Linked DNA regions of Mus musculus: region 2 is linked to region 1. The links are chromatin loops, found by intact Hi-C in ENCODE. Cell type or tissue: left cerebral cortex. All regions are shown on one strand. Links, peaks and the distances in the headings refer to the core of each region. The heading gives the core; the rest is flanking DNA. Region 1 holds the start of Tmed10 (transmembrane p24 trafficking protein 10). Region 2 overlaps Gm38543 (a long non-coding RNA gene).

What was found. Hi-C counts contacts between places; a loop is a spot of excess contacts. Peaks named below come from ENCODE experiments on the same cell type or tissue, not always from the same donor. Only the 100,000 strongest peaks of a DNase experiment are listed, where the experiment ranks them.
Region 2: a loop joins it to region 1, with 4 times the contacts of the local background. A loop is called at or near these places in 3 of 42 quality-filtered maps.

The regions. Positions count from the first base shown.
Region 1 is chr12:85,369,903-85,378,235 of GRCm38, forward strand. It overlaps Tmed10 (transmembrane p24 trafficking protein 10), which reads right to left and starts at 4,815. Exons shown (of 5, transcript NM_026775.4): 1 at 4,539-4,815. The coding sequence starts at 4,763. In left cerebral cortex, for the core only: a CTCF peak has its summit at 4,776; DNase peaks (open chromatin) are centred at 4,396, 4,848 and 5,100; H3K4me3 peaks cover 2,445 bases; H3K27ac peaks cover 1,757 bases.
Region 2 is chr12:85,452,665-85,460,997 of GRCm38, forward strand. Gm38543 (a long non-coding RNA gene) reads left to right here. Exons shown (of 3, transcript XR_001780659.2): 2 at 1,595-1,711; 3 at 2,559-4,484. Among named protein-coding and RNA genes, the nearest start is that of Gm38543, 4.8 kb to the left of the region's middle. RefSeq lists an enhancer at 1,736-3,625. In left cerebral cortex, for the core only: a CTCF peak has its summit at 3,303 (motif pointing left); a DNase peak (open chromatin) is centred at 2,715; H3K4me3 peaks cover 1,462 bases; H3K27ac peaks cover 1,770 bases.

The DNA.
Region 1 (8,333 bases), core at 259-8,258:
GATAAAATACAAACGACTGTATTGATAGTCATAGTACAATAAAAATACTTTCTCGCTGGGCGTGGTGGCCACACCTTTAATCCCAGCACTCGGGAGGCAGAGGCAGGCGGATTTCTGAGTTCGAGGCCAGCCTGGTCTACAGAGTGAGTTCCAGGACAGCCAGGGCTATACAGAGAGACCTTGTCTCAAAAAACAAAACAACAACAACAAAAAAATCTCTCCATTTCAAAATAAATGCTCCACCGATCAGCAGGCAGTGTCTGTGCAGACAACGGTGCTGCACACCTTACAGCCACAGCACGTGAGCGGCTGAGGGCAGCTTGTTCTACAAAGGCTGGTTTTTGTTTTGTTTTTTGTTTTTTTTTTTTAATTAACCCCAGCAGTCAGGAGACAGAAGCAAACAGATCTTTGAGTGTGAGGCCAGCCTGGTCTACACATTGAGTTCCAGGACAGCCAGGGCTACAGAATGAAACCCTGCCTTAAAATTAGTAATAGTAATAATAATAAATATCTCAGCTTCTCAGTGGTAGCACACTTTAATGCCAGCAATCATTAGTGATTGCAATCTCAGGGGATCCAAGGTCTTCTGGCCTCTGTGGGGACCAGACATGAATGTGGCACAAAGATATATTTGCCAGGGCTGGTGAGATGGCTTGGCGGTTAAGAGCACCAACTGCTCTTCTGGAGGTCATAAATTTAAATCCCAGCAACCACATGGTGGCTCACAACCATCCGTAATAAGAAACAAAGAACCTATGGGCCAGGGCAAGTGGGACCTGGAGCGAGCGGGAAAAATCAAAAACCAAATAAATAAATAAATAAATAAATTTCTCTTCTTTTGGCTTGAAAAATCCCCTGCCTGCCTTCATCTTCTCTAATTCCACTCTACATAGTAATCCACTGACTATTAAATTTGGTGCCATCTTTCTAGCCTTTCAATTTATGGTAACGTGCTGACCCTAAAATACATTGAACTTATGAATCTATAGCAGATCAGAGGGCCATGGAAAACACCCTCATGTTCCTTGATCCCACATGAAGTGCAGAGCGCTATCCCTGAGGTAAGCATTCTTCTCTCAGCACTCGGGTCAAACCCAGTGTCTGGAACAGGAGGGAAGCGCTCTCTCTACCAACAAGCTACAGCCCAGGTCCTGCACAGCACCAGCTATCTGTCAAGTATTCAGAGCAGAAAGATAAAACTGAGTCTGGTTACATAGTTATGCCGTACTCCTCTTACAGGAACCACGGGGAGAGCGACGCAGGTGATGGGAACCTGAAGTCGCAGGTGATGGGAACCTGAAGTCGCAGGTGATGGGAACCTGAAGTCGCAGGTGATGGGAACCTGAAGTCCTCCGCTAGAGCAGGACCTGTTCTAATGCTAAGCAGCCTCTCTGGCCCCAACACACTAATTTTAAATAAGTCTTTTTCAAACAAGTGGGGAATTTAAAATTTTCTTGTTATAATTTATTGTGTGTGCACGTTATACACATGTGTACATGTGAAAGTTTACAAGATAACGTCTGAGAGTTGATTCTCTCTACCCACCATGTGGGTCCCAGGAGTTGTGAACTAAGGCTTAAAGACTAGAGTCTTTACCTGAAGCATCCCACCAGTCCATGAGTGGTGATATCCTAATATGTTCTGGGTATCACATGACCTTAGGGAATCATTACAGGATTTCATGTGTTTTGTTTTGAGAGAAGGGTCTGAACATGTTAAACCAGATGGCTCTCACCCTCTCGGCTTCAATGATCTCACCTCACCTGGTTTTCACTATGTTGCTCAGCCTGGACTCAGCTAAGCCTCCTATCTCAGTCACCTCAGGATTACAGACACACACAACTGCACCGAGCTCACTGCTATTTCTGAAAGGGTGTTGTTACATGGCCATAAAACACAGTAACATGTTCCTATTTTTTAAGAGATCCAAGCTGCTGTCAGCTGGACTGAAATCCTAATACTGGGGATTTCCTGGGATTGAGATAGTTTAACAGAAAATAATCCAGGGAAAGGGGTGAAGATTAAACAAGTGTGGATCCTGAATAGTTGCAAAATCTGGGTAACACATGCAAGTAGATAGATATATTCTGCATAACAATGAAAATAAAACACTGCCCAAAGCAACTTGGGTTGGTGATAAAACTCAGGACTTTGACATCACAATCTGTGCTTTTTATTTCACTTGAAAAACCAGATGAAACAAAAGGGCCCATGTGTTTTCACGGCGAGTTTCATCAAGAGCGAGTATACTGGCACACAGCTACAATCCCTGCACTTGCAGGGCTGAGGTAGGAGGACGGGGTTCCAGTGAGGCCTAAACCCACAGAGGGGAGGGTGCTGCTCACTCGAGCTCACAATCTCCACCATGCCAGTTACACCACACTAACCACAGCTGCTTCCCAGTTGTCTTTTTTTTTTTTTTTTTTAGTGCCCAGCTCAATTCATTCCTAGATATTATCTACTTGGCATTTGGATTTAAGATTCCAGTAGTCCAATTGAGCTGGTGAGGCATAGCAGAGAAAGGAGGGTAACTGAGTGTTGGTGAAATACTAGTGAGTTGAGCACAACTTCCTTCCTGCTGGCGCCATCCCTTTAGCAGCCTGTGAGCATCCCAGCGTTCACTAGCGTAAGGTTGGACCATGTTCCTGTTTTCACTGAATGCTTACCAGAAGCAAGGCATTATCCTTAACATTCTAGAAAATATGAACAGGAAAACAACCCCTACCCTTAGGAAACTACTAAGAGCTAAGAAGGGAGACAAAGGATAAGCAGGCGAGCTACAGCGAGCGCTGTTCAGGGAGGCCCTATTTAGAACACAAATTAGAAACTAGCAACATATGAAGCTTCAAGACATCCCATGAGGAGTTCTACAGCACATGTGGGCAAAGGCAGATGGTCAGACAGGCAACAGTGGACCCTGGAAGGGTTTCAAACACAGACTCAGGAGAGACCGCAACACTGAAGAGCAAGGTCTCTTTGGCTGCTCAGATTCTTTGATTCTAGGCACGACTTCTACTCTGGAGCCAGCATTAACAAAGCCCAACCAAGCCGGGCGTGGTTTAAATCCTGGGCAGAGGCAGGTGGATTTCTGAGTTCGAGGCCAGCGTGGTCTACAAAGTGAGTTCTAGGACATCCAGGACTATACAGACAAACCCTGTCTTGAACCCCCCCACCCCCCAAAAAAAGCCCAACCATTGTATCTGTATCTTTAAAATGTACTACCAACACTTTCTTGGCTGACAATTCAATATTTAAAGGGATAATAAAAAGATGGCACACAAAACAATAACCCTGAAAATAGTTTTTCTCTCCCAAATAAAGTCTGTTACATTATCACTACTGTGGCCCAATACTTTAAATATAAACAATATAGCTGAAGCTTGTTAAGATGCTCAGGGGGTTAGATCACTTGTTCCACTTTCAAAAGACCCAAGCTGGGGTCCCAGCACCCATATGGTGGCTCATAACCATCTTGAACGTCCAATCTAGAAAACTTGATGCCCTCTTCTGGCCTCCATGGGCTCTAGGCACCCACCAGGTATACATACATACATGCAGCCAAAATTAAAAAAAAAAAAAAAAAAAAACTTAAATAAACTGTTTCTATTTGGCTTAAGAATGTGACGTTTTCCTTCTGTTAAAAAGAAACAACAACAAAATAACTAGTGCTTATTGTGAATGAACACAACTATTCAGAACACAACCAACTCCACTATTAACAACTCAAAAATCTAGTCAAGCAAAACTCCACTGAAAACTGGGACCAAATGGCATTAAGTAAAGTAGCTGTCAGCATACAGGGATCTAGGTGACCCTGGTGTAACTAAAAGAAGGGACTAGAGACTATGACCATCTTGTGATCAATAATAAATCCCAGGAATCACAAATAAGCAAAAGGAAGGTTTTAGCACTTTTCCATCAATACACTTAGCTGGTCAAATCCATCTCCAACGATTGTTCACCCTACTTGAGCCTCAGTTTCTGAGTCTATATAACGAGGCCCATGGTTCCATAGGGTAGTGTTTGAACTAAACGCACAACTTTAAGTGGCACAGGAAGTGACGCTTCAGGTGCCTAATGAACAACACATTTTATCAGTCACAGCCAACGTTATTGTCTGCTTTATTCGGTAGGTGTTGAGGTATCTTATGATGCCAACCCCCCATTGATCCTCGAAACATTGCTCAGGAAAATCACGTTAATTCCTCGATTCCTGAGACTTCACAAGACACAGAACCCCGATGACAGCCCGAAGTGGAAACAGCCCTAGGTCTCCGGACTCTAGGTCCGCCAAGGCAGAACTCTGCCCTTCCAAGGGCCCCGACTTTGGCGCGCGGCCCCGCCCCGCGAACCCCAACGCGCGGGGTGAAGGGGCGGTCCCCACCGCGCAGACTTAGCGTTCAGGGATGAGGTTGGGGGGAGGCCAGGCCATGCCCCAGCCTCCGCCCGCTCGCCGGCCCGCCGGCCTCCCCCTACCTCGGCCTTCCCCGGACTACGCCTGCCTTCCTGCCGCCCACCGCCGCGCCCCGCCGCCGCACCTTGAGGTGGGTGCGCAGGCCGCCAGCGCCCCCAGACTGGTCGGTGATCTCGTAGGCGCCCGTCACCAGCAGGTCCTTGTGGATCTCCTCTCGGAGACACTTGCGAGAGTTCACGGGCAGATGGAAGGAGATGCCGAGGACCGAGCTGGGGCCGAGCAGCAACAGAAAGAGCCAGGCGGACGGGAGAGGGCCAGGCCGGGAGAGTGGGCCAAACAAACCAGACATGGTGCCGGAGCCTCGTTCACCACCCGGGGCCTCTAGCGCGCCGGAACCGGGAGCACCCACGTGACGCGCCTCTGCCCTGGCGAGGCCGTCCGCGCCATTTTGGAGATTGGCTAAACAGAAAAGGAATGTAAAGCAAATAACTTCTAAGAGGAAGCAAAGATTTGGTAGTATGTCATAACTACGAGTTTAAGGGTCTATAGAGAAGTCCCCAGGAGTTTTTCGTACACGTTTTATTTTTTAATGGTGGTGAAATACTTCCGAGTGAGCCATAGTAAGTATGGGCAGCCTCGGAAGTAATTGTTTTAAGCCCCCGGAAGCGGTTCATGCGAGTTTTTAAAATCGACGACACCATAGCAACCAGCCCCCAATAAGAAACAGCCACAAGGCCTTCTCTGAGCCCGCCCACCAGCTGCGTAGACTCGGGGCTAAGGCACCAGAGGAATTTCGGTGTCCTAACGCTTACTCCAAAGGGTGTTGGGACAGTGGAGCACTGAAGAGGGAAAACATAAGAGAAAATTTTAATTTGGCTTTTAGTGAGTGTGGGTTGCTAACTCAGAGGAGAGTGCGTAGAGGTCAGCGGGTGAATGTGGATTGGCAGGTATCCAGTTAATGCAAGTTGGGTGTTCCCAACGCACTTATTTATTTAAGACACATCAATAGTCTTCTGCGATAAACTGCACTCAAACCAACATTTAAATTTTTGTTTTGGTCCAGTCAGTGATGAGCATAAAATATTATTTTACCAGATGAGTGTTGTCAAGGGGAAGAAACGGCGTGTTTCGAAAGCATGTTCTGTACCTCCGATAGGTCTTTTTGGTTTTGTTGTTGGTTTGGTTTGTTTCTTTGGATTTTTTTTGTTTGTTTGTTTGTTTCTTTTCTTTCTTTCTTTTGTGTGTGTTTTGTTTTATTTGTTTCTGTTTTTCGAGATAGGGTTTCTCTGTATAGCCCTGGCTGCCCTGGAGCTCACTCTGTAGACGAGGCTGGCCTTAAACTCAGAAATCCACCTGCCTCTGCCTCTCAAGTATTGGGGTTAAAGGCGTGTGCCACCACTGCCCCGGTGGTTTGGTTTTTTGAGACAGGGTTCTTTGTGTAGCCCTGGCTCTCCTAGAACTCTAGAGACCAAGCTGGCCTCGAACACACAGAGATTCACCTGCCTCTGCCTTCTGAGTGCTGGTTTTAAAGGCATGCACCACTGCCCTGCTCTTTTGTAGTAAACTGATTTGTATAGGAATTGTTCATCCATCCGTTAGTAAGTCTTGATTACCTACTACGTGCTAGAGAGACTACAATCATTATGTCTAATGTGTTTATTGAGGTACATCCTTTCTGCTCAATAAACTGAGCACCAAACAATGGGAATACACACCTTTAGTCCCACCAGGGCTACACAGAGAAACTCTGTCTTGAAAATCCAAAAAGCAAACACACAGGTAAAATTCATGTCCATAAAATAAGTCAACAGACTTAGCAATCTTATGTTAAATCAGGGATAAAGTAATCAAACTAAATATTCCTTAAGAAAATAATTCCTATATAGTATTTATCGATTTAAAGAAATATTTAGTGCCTGGCACAGTGGCACAAACCTTTAGTCCCAGCACTTGGGAAACAGAGACACATGTAGCTCCTTGAATGGAGGCCAGCCTAGTCTACATATTGGGTTCCAGGACAGCCAGAACTACATAGTGAGTCTGTAACAAAACAAAACAAAAACAAAACAAAAGTTTAGCATCTTTATGTTGCAACTATAACAAGTGTTATGGAGCTAAAAAAAATATACCAAGAACCATGCTCAATATATCATGCCTGTAATCGCAGGGTTTGGAAGACCGAGGGAAGAGGATGGCCTTGAGATGGAAGCCAGCTGGGACTGTATAGTGAGTTCCAAGCCAGCCTGGGGTACATGTCTCAGAAAGCAGATACTACAACACCCAAGAATAAACAGTAGCCTATGCGTGTAACTGTAATCTGTTTTAATCAATGTCTCTTGAACACTAGCAAAAATAGAAGACTTGTCTGCCTTTAGTAATTTAGATGGTTGTTCTTTTGTTTCATTTTCATTTTTTATAACTCCTTTCTGTCTACCTGGTTCCTTTCCTGGAACAGAAGTCTGAAAACAAAACAAGTGCAAACATAATAGAGTTGTTAAGCATTTTAAAATATAGCAAATACCATATAATACTTTATGAGAGGTCAACTTAGGAACATTCAGTTTGATTGTTTTATCCCTGATCTAAGATTGATAGTCTACTGAGTATAAGTTGATAATTTGCATAGAGCCTCTCCCCAGCAATGCAGGGGAATCAACATATTCTTTTTTTTAAGATTTATTTATTTACATGAGTATACTTTAGCTGTCTTCAGACACACCAGAAGAGGACATCAGATGCCCATTACAGTTGATTGTGAGCCACCATGTGGTTGCTGGGATTTGAACTCAGGACCTCCGGAAGAACAGTCAGTACTCTTAACCACTGAGCCATCTCTCCAGCCCCATATAATTATTCTAATTCGTTGTTTACTCAAGTTTGAGGAATCTTCTGACCATTAGCAGAGATTTACAACCTGTCAATTACCTGTGCATATGTTTTCCTTACCCTTTCATCTTCCCTTGTTTTTTTTTTTTTTTTTTTTTTTTTTTGGTTTTTCGAGATAGGGTTTCTATGGATGTCCTGGAACTCACTTTGTAGTTCCAGGACATCCATAGAAATGGCTGGCTTCGAACTCAGAAATCCTCCTGTCTCTGCCTCCCAAGTGCTGGAATTAAAGGCGTGCACCACCACCGCCCTGCTCATCTTCCCTTTTATACAATAGACCTTTTTCCTTTTGAGACAGGCTCTCTTGACCCAGCCTGGCCTGGGACTCTGGGTGATTCTATCTCTGCCTGCTAAGTGCAGGCATCCACCACCAGACAAGGCCTATTTCACATACCTTCATGATCTCATCTGATATTTTCAAAGCCCTGTAGGATAATTTAGACATTTTCATTTCACAGATAAGGAAACTGAGGGTATGAGATGCTAAGAAACTTGGGTAGTATTTTAAAAGGCATTTGTGTTGCTTAGCTTAGAGCACTGTGACACTTTATTCAAGGGAACTATGGAGACTGAAATATATCACAGTGATATAATGAAATTGTGTAGTAGGGAAGAGAGCTTCATTCCAACTCCTAATACAAGGAAAAGTAGGAATGTATGGGGACGAGGGGGCTTAGTCACAAAGTAGAAAACTAAGAGGAAATATTTTAAATAAGGGGAATTTCTGGTCAAACTGACTTAGCAGCATTCTGTAAGTGAACAATGCCCAGGGCATAAAATCCCAAAAGGGCCGAGTTGAGAAACAGTTCAGAGTAGCCTGAGTTTAGAATCTTTTAATATTCAGAATCCCAGGGGCCAGTGAGAGAGTCAAGGCTAAAGTGGTATTTGTTGCCAAGCTTGAAAACCTGAGTAAGATTCCTGGGACCAGGGCTGGAGAGATGGCTCAGCAGTTAAGAGCACTAACTGTTCTTCCATAAGTCCTGAGTTCAGTTCCCAGCAACCATATGGTTGCTCACAACCATCTGTAATGGGA
Region 2 (8,333 bases), core at 244-8,243, 83 kb after region 1:
CCTCCACCCCTCCACCCCTCCACCCCTCCACCCCTCCACCCCTCCACCCCTCCACCCCTCCACCCCGGTTCATTTTAGTAAGTTTGGGCAGGTGATTAGAACTTCCCGGTGGGGAGGAACGCAGGTAGAGAAGGAATGATCTGGGAGGGAGCACTGGCCACTACGTGGTCAGGGTGGGGGATGGGCAAAGGGTCTGAAAAAGAACATCAGGCCAGCAGCCTGATTCTTTGCAAATACTGCATCCTTGGCATGCTGCTTAACTACCTGAACCTCAGTTTCTTCCACTGTCAAAGCAGACAACAAAGGGTCTCCTCAGCAAAGTCAGAGGGATACAATGTGACAACAGAATACACTATCCTATAGCTATATCTTCTCTCTTCTTGTTGGTGTTTTGCTTAGCATGAAGAATTAGAGGAGAGCTTTTGAGAGATAATCTTTCGGGAAACTATTATTCTTTTTTGTTTGGTTGGTTTTGGTTTTGGTTTTGTTTTTCGAGACAGAGTTTCTCTGTGTACCTCTGGCTATCCTGGAACTTGCTCTCTAGACCAGGCTGACCTGGAACTCAGAAATCTGTCTGCCTCTGCCTCCCAAGTGCTGGGATTAAAGGCGTGCGCAACTACTGCCCAGCTGGAAACTGTTATTCTAACCTAGCCACGATTTTCTTGCGATGATAATAATAAGGATTGCAAGATGTTTTTGTTGTTGTTGTTGCCTACAGGGGATTCTCATGTGTTCTTTCTCACACGGAACAAGAAACTCAATCAAATCTACCTCCAAGCCAGGCCTTTCCACAGACCTGAACTTGCCATTCTGTCTTGCTTCTGCCTTATGTTCTAGGAAGGCAAGGCGGCAAATGATGCTCAGGGAGGTCGGTCTAGCCTGATCCCTGGCTGGATAAAGTAGAAATGACCATCGCGTCCCTGAGAATGACAGAATGGGCAGTTGCTGCCTGACCTAGACTCCTGTAAGAAACAGCCCTCACCTGGCTGTATCTTGGTATTGTCTGGGGGTTTATGTGTAAGAGGACGTTTGTTCCATTCACTATACGTTCCCTCTGTTTGGAGCGGGACAAGAGTTCCAAAATGCTGCCGTGTTGAATTAAAAGCAGAGACCTTTTTTAAAAAAATGTTCTTGGAGATGGGAAGATAGGACAAAGGTTTAGAGAGTGCTGGTTGATGAATAGAGACCTGGAGAGAGCAATAGAGTAGGGAGGGAAGGGAAGGGAAAGAGAGCTGTCTAGAGAAGGGTGCCAAGGAAGTGAGAAAGAGGTGGGTCAGAGGATGGAGCAAGAGGATGGGAAGCAGCACTGTCCACTGCATGGTGAGGATGGGGGGTGAGCTCCCTTTGTGGCTAGGTGCTTAAACGTCTATCGGACGCTCAGTGAAGGGCTATTGCGGGGTAACAGGAAACCCTGAGGTGCTGATAGGTCAAAGATGGAGAAGGCGTAGGGATATGTGTTGGCAGAGGAACCGAAGAATACCAGGCCATTTCCGAAGCCACTCATTTTCCTCGAATTCCTTCTTTATGCCTTCAGTCTCTAAAGCACACTCTCTTATACTCACCCATCTGCTTACATTTTGGGTGCTGTTTTGAGTTTGAGTCTTGCTGTATGGCCAGGGATCTTTGGACTGGGAAATGTGCCTGCTCCGTTTACACGCTGGGATTCCAGGCGCGCGCACCCAATGCCCTACAACGATTGCTTTGAATGCAAGTGAGTAATCTTCTGACTCCCCGGCCCCATAAGGCACCCAAATTTAAATCAAGATGGTGATTATGTATAGTCCTGAGCACTTCAGCCATGTCTTATCACCCAGAACTTGCGTTCTGTTTGGGGGTTGCCTTAAGAGGGTCGACTCTGTTTCTTTCTGTTCTTTGTTGCTTCAATCTTTCTGCAACTGTTTCCAGAGCTGGGTCAAGGGAAAAGAAGAGAGCAAGAGTACAAACACTCCTCATGTTTAGCTGGCTTGTCTCCTTAAGACAGAATTCAGCTTCAGTTGTTGAACTAAACATTTCAGGACTCTCTCGACTTTGCAAATCACAGTTCTCGGGGACTTCTGAGTGTCCTCTCCCTTCAAGGGGGGTCATTTAGGCATCCCTTCCCCCAGGCCTTCAACCAGAGTTCCACGGAATGAATGCCTCGAGTTCTGCTATACGAAAGGCAAAATTTAAACTTTTCCTCTCCTGATTTTCCTTGACTCTGGGGTTAATTCCAACAGTGGGAGTTCTCTAAGCTGGGTTTGATTTTAGCCTCCTGGGCAAGGTAGTTTGGTTAGTGGCTGTTCTGTGGTCTACTGTCTGAGGAGAAGTGGTTAGGGAGGTCACCCAGACAGTTATGGTCCACTGAGGGTGGAGGGAGTGGTCTAGGTTTGGCCTCAGTCTGGAGTCCCAGGCTCACAGACAGATCTTGGCTCAGGACATGAGGCTGAGGCGTGCTGGGACAGCCTAGGGGGTGTCCTGGATTTCCCAGGGCTGGGGAACCCTCGCTGGCCCGGGGGCGGTAGACACTGTTCCAGAATCTGTTCTGGCTCCACTGCCGCCTCAGCACTTTCTAATTACAGCTCCAAACAACAACAGCAGCCTCGGCAGTCATGACAACAGGCCCCGCCCACCAGACCTCCAGCCCAGCTGACAACACGTGATGGCGACGCTCCTCCGCCCCTGGCGCAGAGGGAGGGCGGGGAGGCGAGGAGGAGGAGGAGGAGGGAGGGATGACGTTTGCTCTGTCGTCTCCATGGCTAAAACGCATAGACGTCAACGCCCCCAGTGTTTAGTGTGTAATGTTCTTTGGTCTCTATGGGAACGTCAGGCTGCCCAACACAGGACCCCGGCAACAGGCTTCTGATTGGTCGGAGGCTAGCAGGGGCGGAGCTTCGGCTCCCGCCCGCTCTGCCCGTGTTGCTGTTTTGGTTGTTGTCTCCCAGCTGTTTATTTCTGTAACAGATCTTGGAGGCTGCGGTCTGGATCCCTCGCCAAGAACCAGATCCAGGAGAAAACGTGCTCAACGTGCAGCTCTGCTCCTACTGATTATAGCCCCACAGATGACATCGCTCCATAGTCACACCAAGTCTCCTGTGGGAGTCTTGCTCCTCGTTCTCAGTGTCTGTTACAGCTCGGTATTTTAGTGTCAGGACGTCGGCTCCCAGCCCGCATCTCCGCTCAGCAATGCCATTATCTTCTCAGCCAAGTCCTAGAAATGGGTTGGCTTCCCAGTTAATGCTTTTCATGCTCTCAAAAGCAGTCGGAGCCGTTCATACCCAATTCCTGGATTCAGTGCTACCCCCTGCAGGATCTGGCTCCATTTCCTCCGTCTGGTCCTAATTCTGTGCAATGACATCATTTACCCACATTTCCCACCGAGATGCCCAGATTTCTTCTAGCCGGCGTACATCAAAAAAAATTCCAAATGACCTTGGGTGGATACTTCGGGTTAAGGACTTTTATTATTTTTCTCTCTGTCTGGTAGCAGCCTGCAGTGGCAAATGGGGTGGGATGTAGTGATGTACCCTTGATTTCTCCAAATGAACTAAAACCAAACTGAAGAAAGAGCTACACAGTCACTTTTTACATATTAAAATGCCAGATATTTGATAAATAATACTACCATACCGATGGAGTTAACATTCCAAGACATAATCCACAGAAACTTTTCTACCTGCCTCCCTCAGTTGAGCATTGAAGCCAAGGTCCAGGGCCTTGGGCATATTAGGTGAGCATGCTACCAGAGCCACACATTCCCAGCTTCGTTAAAACTGGAAGCAGTTTTAACTTTACCCTGGACTTCCATCAGTGAAACCAAGTTAGCATCTGTCTAGAGATAACAATCTCTCCTCGGGGCTTTCAGGCAAATCCTGCTATTAAAAAAAAAAAAAAGCCTTAAAATCTTCAGTTCCAGAGTCAGATAGACTGCACTCACCAGCTCGTGCACATACAAGTCTGAGATGTTTCATAAAAGGTTTCGATGACCTGATAACATGTTTTCAAAACCCAGGGAGAGAGACTGACACAGTACAAAGTTAAAAACAAGAAGTTAAATGGCTGGCCTAGTCTTGGGATGGTCAGGGAGCATCAGTCCCTTGGCTCTAATGGGAACCCACCACCTCCTCTCCCTTTCATCTGCCCTGGTGAATATCTTTGCTAATTTCCCTTTGCCCCCTTCTTGGCCTGCCTTACAGCCTGTAATTCCCTTCAGAGATGTGAGTGAAATGAAATGAAATTAGGAACTTGCTTAATGCAAAGAGGACTAAAGGGCACAGCTCTTTATCCTAATGAACTTCATTCTGATTAAGTCAGGAACTGCAAGCGTTTACTATTTACCCAGTAAATGTATTAGAGAGCCCGGCAAGTCTCCCTCCTGTCTTGACTCTGCCAGCGGGTATTTGAAAGTCTGAGATAAGATCGTTTCTCGACCATCATCCATTGCTTTCTAATGCTATTGCTCCTTTCTACATTTCCAGGAATACAGAATGCTGTGGTTTCTAAGAGACAAAATATCTGGGTTATGCCAAGGGGGGGAGTCATGGGGTGGAATTTACACTGCATACTAAAGATGACCTGAAGAGGTGGAAGTGGTGAGGGTGTTCTCCATGTTAGATGAGAACCTGGGGGAGGAGGGTGGTGGCACGTGGTCTCTGAGTGCCTAGATTTAACTCGAGCGCAGGAAGCAGATTTACGACCCTTTCCAAGGTCATTCATTATAGTCAAGCTTCTACGCCTGAGTCCTCTTTTTGTTAGATCCAAACATGACATGGGCATATGTGGCCCAAAGAGTCTCCATTTCAGCACGTCCTCCGTTGATTACAGCTTAATGGTATTGTAAGAGTATGTGCTCATGCGCGAGCACACACACAGACACACACACACGCACAGACACACACTAACATAAACTCTTTCTCTTCCTACTCTGCATTTTGGTTGTGCTACCTTTTCATTGTAAGCTTTGGGTTTTGGTATTGTGTGTCTGTGTGTGTGTGTGTGTGTGTGTGTGTGTGTGTGTGTGTGTGTGTGTGAGTCTATGCAGATGTGCGTGGAGGGTCCTCTGCAAGGGCAGCACTCACTCTTAACTACTGAGCCATCTCTCCAACCCCCAATTGCTGAGTTTTCTTTCCTTTTTCAATTCAACAAAAGGACTGTGGTGACCTTCCATGCTGCTGACTTTCTTAAACCACAGGACAATTAATTTCCCCGGTGTATTTCCTGCTCTGTACCATGGGATGTGGGCACCCCCTGTGTTTGCTTTGACTGAGGAGGGCTGTATAGATGGAGTGATTCTTTGTTAGCACTGTGGAAGTACCAAGTGCTGGCTGTTATGATTGGGCTCGCTCTCCCACAACACCTCTCTGTCCCAGTGCTGAATGGAGCCTCTCCCCGCCAGGTTTCCAGAGTAAAGGTTTTGTCCAAGGTCAGCGTGAGACCCTGGGAAGCATGACCTGCCTGACCTGAAACATGCGTGTACCTTGAACCTCTTCCGCATTGCAGCCAGGATGGAAAGAGACCCCACTGCTGGTGCTTTTCAGTGATGACTTTTCTCAGATATAAAAGTAGATTCGTCACTGTCAGCCCCACATGTCCCTCGGACCTGATGAGTCCCCCTAGTAATTCTTATGGGGGTGGTTGAAACCATGAAGCAGGATAATTTTCAAGTTTAAAATATTTTGTAAATGTTCAAGGCTAGGGTCTAGGCATGTAACTCATTTGGTAGAAGGTGTGGACTGCATAGCATGCACGGAGCCCTAGCAGTACTGCATAAACTGGACGGGGTGGTGCACACCGATAATCCTAGCATTCAAGAGATGAGAAGTAAGATCAGAAATGTCAGGTCATCCTACGTTACGTGGTGAGTTTGAGGCCATTCTGGGATATATGAGACCCTGTATATAAGGACGAAAACAGTTAAATAATATTAAAGAACAACTCTTCAAAGTAGAACGTACGCTGCTCCGTGAACACTCCCGCTCCAACCTTACTTTCCCATCTTTCTCCTGACTGTTTGACTCTGGTGTCCATGGGGCTCACAAAGATGAGAAGCAAAGAGAAGTGAAAAGTTCAACTCGAGAACTGTATGGCCTCCCATGGTGGTTCATACCTGGAGTCCCAGCCCTGGGGAGGCCAAGAGGCCTAGGATGGCTGACTCCAGGCAACAGTGTGAGACCCTGTTTCAAAAGTAATAAACAAACAAACAAACAAACAAATGAAGAGGGCCAAACTACTTCTTGGAGTGTACCTTCAATCCCAGCTCGGGCAGGGTGAGGCAGTAGGACCTCTGTGAGTTTGTGGCCAGCCTGGGCTGCACAGTGAGACTCTATCCCCTAAACAAACCCAATCCCTTTCATGTACTAGAATCTTTGGATCACCAATAGCCCTACTAGGACAGTTTCCTGTCATCAGGATGCAGTTTCCTCCAAAAGCGAAACATTGCTTCCTGCACAGAGGCTCCTTAAGCAGAAAACTGAACAACTAGAAATAGCTTCAGGAAGTCCCTGAAACTCACCAGAGTCACCAGGCCCCTCCCTGCCAGAGGAAGTGATAAAAGTGCAAGTCCCTCTGAGACTAGTGGAAGAGAACTTCCAAAAAGACAAACTGAGCTGCAAAGAAGAGGCTGAAAGGAGAAAAGCTGCAAACAAATAAACAAACAAACAACAACAACAAACAACACTCTGAGAAGCCAGGTGTTGGTGGCATATGCATTAATCCCAGCACCCCAGAGGCAGGCAAAGTTCAAGGCCACCCTGGTCTATGGAGCAAATTTCGGGGACAGTCAGGGCTACACAGAGAAACCCTGTCTTGAAAAACAAACAAACAAACAAGCAAGCAAGCAAACTGGTCTCCCTGACCAGTTGCTGGGAAGAAACCGAAACCAGTCATCTCCACTTGAAAAGGACACTCTCAAACCTGCTGAGCTGCCTGCAGGCTACGCAGTGCAGGTTCCCAGCTTCTGTGACCTGTCACCTGTGCTGGGGTGGGCTTTGGTGATGCAGCTGTCTTTGAGTCATTGCTGCTCCTGCGAGTAACCTCTCACCTATATTCCTGTAAATAACCCCAACACAACTCACTGGCTCACCAAGCTGGACTTGGGTGGTCCCCATACTCTGGTCTGTGGTGGGCTCCGTAGTTAGGGTGAGAAGAGGAGTGTTGATCTCTCCATGTCTCACAGCACAAGAACGCAATATTGTGACTGATTCTCTTGGAGTTATTTCCACTGTGGGGGCAGACGGATCTGAGGGTCTAACCTCTGGGAGGTGGGATAACTGATTGTACTATGTGTGGCTTAGCCAGATCTGATGAAGCTAAACAACAGGAACGGGCAGAGCTCCCAGAATAGGGAACAAGCCTGTCTTCTACCTAGTGTCCCAGGACAGAGCACAGATACCGGCAGAGCCAGTTTAACCAGCACCTTGAGAAAGCTCAGCCCAGTTTCCCTGCTTCTAGTTTTCTTTCTTAGAAGTGGAAGCATTTTACAGGGTCTGTGATTGCATATGAACTCACTGAAACCAGAAAAACAAAACAAAACAAAACACCATGCCCCCCAACACACACACACACACACACACACACACACACACACACACACACGAAGATAGATATAACTCTATGGAGTGCTTGTCTGGCGTGTAAGAGGCCCTGGAGTCAATCCCAGGTGCCCTAAAACAAACACGCAAACTAAACCCTACAAAAATCTCTGTGTGGAGCTTATCTTTTTGATATTAGACCAATTTCTTTGTAAATAAACATGCATAATTATAAATATGTGTTATTATAGGTGTTGCTAAGTGTATCTAGAAGACGAGGCTATAATTTAGCTCTCTGTAATGTAAATATAATTAAGGCCCATGAGCCTGACTTTCTCTTATCAGACTCTCCCTGGTAGGCACCTAAGGGAAACAAATTCTCTTAGGTCACAAGGGCACTTCTTCCACTACAACCGGGAGAAGAGGAGACTGTTTAGACCAATTATCTGCTGTGGGTTTGGCAATTATAACATCAGTACTAAAAAAAAAAACAAGCCAGGGATGGACCTGAGCGAAGGGTGGTGATACGAGCCTGCAATGCCAGGGCTCCAGAGGCTCAGGTAGGATGACTGAGTTTGAGCCACGGTGGGTTTCACATTGATTTTTGTCTTAGCCAACAAAATGATTGAACACGTTGAGCAGCCCAAACAACACGGCTAACGAAGCCCATCACTGAACTGAGTAAAATAATCCGGAGAACTGTCGTACCATGTGCTCAGAGCAAGCGTTCAGTGATCACAAGCTCATGAATAGCATTTCCACCGACTCAAAGAGTTTCCAAAATGTTTATTTTTGTACCTGTGTGTGTGTGTGCCATGTATATACAGG